Regions from separate parts of the Homo sapiens genome. Here region 1 is linked to region 2. The links are chromatin loops, found by intact Hi-C in ENCODE. Cell type or tissue: dorsolateral prefrontal cortex. All regions are shown on one strand. Each heading gives the region's core, and the rest is flanking DNA. Links, peaks and the distances in the headings are about the cores only.

Region 1 (2,855 bases), core at 1-2,500, 630 kb after region 2:
CCGCTCTGAAAATGGCAGTTCTGGTCGGTCTGAAACTTTTGCAAAGCTTCGTATTTCCTCAGACCATTTTACAAGCATTATCTTGTTTCATCTTTCAACAGCCAAGTGAAGTAAATAAGCCAGACTTAGCCCCATTTTGGCAGATAAGGAAACAGGATTGAGGTGGCCCAGTGACTTGTTGAGGCCACACGGCTAGCTGGAGACTTCGTTGGAGCTGCAGTCAGACCTCTGAACTGGGTACAGAGTTCTTACCCAGCATCTGCCACCCTTGTGGCACCTGGGGCCAGTCCTAGACTCGGATCCAATAAAAAAGGTACAGGGGAGTTGCCCCAGGGATTGGGCACAGAGGGTGAGAGCTTCCTGAGGGGCTGCTCTGGGGGTGCAGTTACAACAGGTCAGCCGGGGAGTCCATAAAGCTGTCCTCTAAGGGAAAGGAACAAGGGGAAGAAGAGGCTGGAGGTCAGGGGCAAAGAGCCGTGTTCTCAGCTGGGCTGGAAGCCCCTTGTCCCTGTGGCTGTGTCTTCTCTCCCTGGGCAGGCTGTCATGGGAGGAGGTGGTGTGGGAAGTGAGGTCAGGGAGCCACTAGCTAGGCCTTGCTGGAGACCAGGCTGGGCAAGGGGGCCCAGCTTCTCATTTCCACCCTGACAGTACCTGACTGACTCCCAGTCCCCACAGGGGAGACTGACTCTGCGTCTCTTCCTGAGGTGGGGTGGGTAGGGGTTATCCTTGAGGAAGGGAGTGCTGTCTTGGGTCCTGTTTTCTGAAAGAGAAGAGTTGACTTCAAAAAGTTCAGGCCGGGCACGGTGGCACACGCCTGTAATCCCAGCACTTCGGGAGGCTTAGGTGGGCAGATCACCTGAGGTCTGGAGTTCGAGACCAGCCTGGCCAACATGGCAAAAACCCTTCTCTACTAAAAATACAAAAATGAGCCGGGCATGGTGGTGCATGCCTATGATCCCAGCTACTCAGGAGGCTGAGGCAGGAGAATCACTTGAACCCGGGGGGTGGAGGCTGCAGTGAGCCGAGATTGCGCCACTGCACTCCAGCCTGGGAGACAGAGCGAGACTCTGTCTCAAAAAAAATTTTTTTAATTAAAATGAAAGTTCGGAATCCAGCCCTCCCTACTGAGCCTGCCCTTTTTACTTGTGAGACGCGGGCTCCCTCTGCTGGTAGCTCCTGGAAGAGCTGGGTCACTTCCATTAGCTCACTAAGCGACGCTTTAGGGAAGGGATAGGGTGAGGGTTAACCCTTCCTGGGTGCATGCTCAGTGCCAGGCCCTGTGCCCACTGGGAACACAGATGAAGACCCTCCCCAGGCAGTGATAACTTGGCTGTCATCTGAGGGCTGTCACTAAATCTTTAGGCAGAAGCTGTACTCAAAGCTCCCCCTCACCCACAGTTCTCACTCACCCATGGCTCAGCTGGAGCTTATAAGAAAGGGGCCTGTGGTCAGGATAAAGTATGAATCCAGGTGCTTCCATTTACCAGCTCCTGCTCTGTAAGAGGAAGACCTGACTTTCCAGATTGCAAAGGTTCCTTGAGATGGTGTTTGGAGAGCCCACTGTGCTGCTTGCTCTTCCCGCCCCAGCTGTCCCATCGTTTTGAAAAGCTGTGGGATCCCCTCTGGTCCCAGGATCCCAGTCCAGTAGTCAGGGGGAGTAGGGCAGGACGGAAGTGTGTGAAGGGTTACTCCCAGGCTAGGTGAAATTTCCTTTAGGTGGTCACAGCAAAGGAATTCTGACTCCTCCAGGCAACAGAGTCGGCTGGCGGGTCGGGGGTGTTCCCCTGAAGGGCTCATCAAGTTCCCTGGCCCCAGAGCTCTCTCTGCACCAACTGGTTTCTTTGGGTAGCTCTGGCCACTAGTTTGCACTCTTTCCTAAAAGCTGGGTTCAGGGCCAGATGCAGTGGCTCAAGCCTGTAATCCCAGCACTTCGGGAGGCCAAGTGGGTGGACTGCTTGAGGCCAGAGTTCAAGACTAGCCTGAGCAACAGTGAGCCTCTGCCTCTACCAAAAAGATAGAAAAACTGCCATGATGGGGGCCTGCATCCCTGGCTACTTGGGAGGCTGAGTTGGGAGGATCGCTTGAGCCTAGGAGTTCAAGGCTGCAGTGAGCCATGATCATACCATTGCACTCCATTCTGGGAGAGATAGCAAGACTCTGTGTCTGTCTATCTGTCTGTCTCTCTCTCTGTATAATAAAGCTGGGTTCAGCCTGCTAGGACCATGGGCTGGGGTCTTCAGCTTTGAGTGAGTGGAAAACAGGCCCTAATGTCCAGGAAGCCAGTGTCCTCTAGGGTAGAAGACATGTTGTGTGACTGGTGTCTTCTCCCTGGAGCCATCGACGATGGGACCAGTAGCACTCGGGTTGGGGAAGGGCAGGAAGAGAGGTGCAGACCCGTTACAGCTGGGCCTGTCTATAGCTCAGCAGGGTCTGACTCCTCCTGACACTCCCCTCCGGCCTCTCAGACAGTGCTCGGGGTGAGAGCCACACCCACAGGGGCAGCTCCGTTGCCATCAGCTGCAGTGGCATAGTCAAGCTCCAGCTTCTCATTGCAGCCTGGTCAGTAGGGCAGGCAGGGGGTAGGGATGGGACAGGGACCTTCTCTCATCCACAGGCTAGAGGGGCCACTGGTCATCGTGAGATGGGGCCATGACTCTGGGGTGAGGTCCCCTCAAGGGCGCTGAGTACTTGAGGTTTGGCTATCAAATCACCCTGACTTCCTGACCAGCCCACACCCTCCAGACTGGCGGCTGGAGTACCTCTCTTGGAAACTTTAGTTTTTTGCCGTCCTCGCCTTTTGGGGCTGGCCGACTGTGGAGCTTAAAGAAGGCACGTGGTCTCTCAGTGTCCAGTCC
Region 2 (2,905 bases), core at 218-2,717:
AGAATTGCTTGAATCCAGGAGGCTGGGGTTGCAGTGAGCCGAGATCGCACCACTGCACTCCAGCCTGGGTGACAGAACGAGACTGTCTCAAAAAAAAAAAAAAAAAAAAAAAATCAGCATCTTTACATTCTCTTGGTGCCCTTGTGCGTTGACAACACCATCATCAATCATGACATTCCAAACTAATCATTTATATTCTGCAATCCAGTCCAGCACCACACAATGACACTGCAGTCAACAGACTGCATAGATGACACTGGTCCTATTAAGATTCTAATACTATATTTTTACTGTACCTTTTCCATATTTAGATGTTTAGTATACAAATGCCTGTCTTTGTGTTACAATTACCTACAATATTCAGTAAAGGAACCTGCTGCACAGCTTTGTAACCTGGCAGCCACAGGCTCTATAGCCGACGTGTGTCCTAGGCTCGACCATCCAGGTCTGTGCTGGCAGCCACGCGCCCTATAGCCAACGTGTGTCCTAGGCTAGACCATCCAGGTCTGTGCTGGCAGCCACACGCTCTATAGCCGACGTGTGTCCTAGGCTAGACCATCCAGGTCTGTGCTGGCAGCCACGGGCTCTATAGCCGACGTGTGTCGTAGGACGTATTCCCGTCATTTCTCAGGACGTATTTCCCGTCGTTGAGTGACACGTGATTGTATTCCTCCCTGTCTCTTTCCCAGAAAGGATTCCATGTGGGAAATAGTAACTCCTGTGTAACAGTATCTGGTCTCATGAGCTTCACATACAAGATCTATTGAATCTCTACAATTCTGAGATGCAGAGAGGACAGGCATTGGACAGAAAAAGTTCTGAAGGGTAAATTATTGCCCAAGCCCACATAGCAGGTAAGAGATAGAGCCAGGATCCAAACCCAGAACCCTGGGCTCCAGATAAAAGGGTCCCTGTATATTAAAAACTGGTCCAGGTTGAAAATACAATTCAACTGGTGGATGACTGAAGGATGATTAGAAACCACGAATTTTCAAGGCTCCCACCAAAAAAAAAAAAAAAAAAAAAGAAAAGAAAAGAAAAGAAAAACTCAGAGGCTGGTGTCAGGGAGGACACTGGCTCCTCAATTAGTCCTGGTGCAGCCGCCGGAGTCAGCAAGGTAAGTGTGAGGAGGCGGCAGGCTGGGTAAGTGTGAGGAGTCAGCACCGGGTCTTCTGTCCCTCTAGCGGGGCAAATGCAAGACAGATGCCAACTCTGCTCCAAGAGACCATGACTCCGACCCAGGAGTGGAGCAGGGCCAAGCACAAGGCCTGAGCTCTCTCGTGGACCCCCAAAACAGCGGGGCCATCCTGACATCACAACTCCCCATCAGGAGGAAAAGGAGGGGGCAAAGACGCCAAAGACCAAGGATTCTTGGCGGGGCCCTGCTGTGCTCCACCTGCCATCACTGGCACTGCTAGGGGGACCGGCTTACAGGTACCTCCCTGCAGGTACTGCGGGGCCACAAAGACTGCCAGGGATAGCTGTGGCCCCTCCTGCCACTAGGGGTCAGGTCAGACCAAGGCATGAACTATCACAGTCCCTCAAAGGCTGGGAGAAATGAACCTGGCAACTCCCAGCTTGCCACGGTCCCGGGTCCATCACAGCCAGCCCGGCAGCCTTCTCCTCCCCGGTCCTCTGCTCCACCTCTGTGCGATGAGGTCAGTGGAGGGCTGGGTGAGCTCAGCATTTCTCAAAATGTGGCCTGCACGTGCTCTACGTCCATCTGACGTCGGTACAGCAAGTATCATCACTTTTCATTGCATTACGGACCAATAACAACCTCATCAACAGCTGGCAGTAACTGAGAATGGCACTGGAAAATGGTCTAGAGATCAGCATCGTTCAAACATAACGTACAGCTCTTTCATCGTGAAAGCTGTTCTCGCAAGACTCCCGAGAATCTGCTCACAGACCCCCAACCCCAGTGGCCCCATGGGCTGCGTATGCAGTGCTGACTTCAGGCCTTACCTATTTACCCTATAGGAACATCTCTTAATTTGGAGTGATCACTGCAAACTTTAGGTTTGTTTTTTTTTTTTTTTTTTTTTTTTTTGAGACACAGTCTGGATCTGCTGTGCAGTGGCGCAATCTCAGCTCACTGCAACCTCCACCTCCCAGGTTTGAGCAATTCTCCTGCCCCAGCCTCCCAAGTAGCTGGGATTACAGGTGTGCACCACCACGCCCATCTGATTTTTGTATTTTTAGTAGAGACAGGGTTTCACCACGTTGGCCAGGCTGGTCTCGAACTCCTGACCTCAGGTGATCCACCTGCCTCGGCCTCCCAAAGTGCTGGGATTACAGACGTGAGCCACCGCGCCCAGCCAAACGTTCAGTCTTTATAATTGGAAGGTTTTTTTTTTTAGATCTAAGTGAAAATGCAAACTTTAGAAGTGTTTGTAGAACCAGCAGATTCCTGAGACTATCTCCAAGCAGTTCAGCTTGAAAAGTAGGTCTAGATGTCCAAAAGCCAACTGTTCTGTGTCTCATGGGAGAAACGCTTCCATTACAGCTGGGAGGACAGAAGTGAGCTGTAAGGAACTGCTCCAAGCGGGGTGAGGTGCCAGGCGGCACAACACAGGGCAATGGCAGGCCTGCTGCTCAGGAGAAAGATCAAGGGTCAGTGCTGACGTGGGGGAGCAGCAGCCTCACCAGGGGCAAGGATGGATGGCTGAGATGGCTTTCAGCCCTGGGGATTCTCAGTTATGCTCCCATCAGCCTGGGAAATGAGAACTTTGACAGGAAGGAGGCCGGGCGCAGTGCCTCACGCCTGTAATCCCAGCACTTTGGGAGGCCAAGATGGGCGGATCACCTGATGTCAGGAGTTCAAGATCAGCCTGACCAAGATGGTGTCCCTACTAAAAATACAAAAAATTTAGCCATGTGTGGTGGCGGGCACCTGTAATCC

The links. Hi-C counts contacts between places; a loop is a spot of excess contacts. Peaks named below come from ENCODE experiments on the same cell type or tissue, not always from the same donor. Only the 100,000 strongest peaks of a DNase experiment are listed, where the experiment ranks them.
Region 1: a loop joins it to region 2, with 2.9 times the contacts of the local background. A loop is called at or near these places in 3 of 110 quality-filtered maps.

The regions. Positions count from the first base shown.
Region 1 is chr17:2,381,067-2,383,921 of GRCh38, reverse strand. No RefSeq gene overlaps it. Among named protein-coding and RNA genes, the nearest start is that of MNT, 19 kb to the left of the region's middle. RefSeq lists an enhancer at 892-1,101. In dorsolateral prefrontal cortex, for the core only: CTCF peaks have their summits at 979 and 1,180 (motif pointing left); a DNase peak (open chromatin) is centred at 1,161; H3K4me3 peaks cover 401 bases; H3K27ac peaks cover 1,131 bases.
Region 2 is chr17:3,011,754-3,014,658 of GRCh38, reverse strand. The region is part of intron 17 of RAP1GAP2 (RAP1 GTPase activating protein 2); the gene reads right to left. Among named protein-coding and RNA genes, the nearest start is that of RAP1GAP2-AS1, 47 kb to the right of the region's middle. In dorsolateral prefrontal cortex, for the core only: CTCF peaks have their summits at 1,297 and 1,498 (motif pointing right); DNase peaks (open chromatin) are centred at 1,212 and 1,508; H3K27ac peaks cover 586 bases.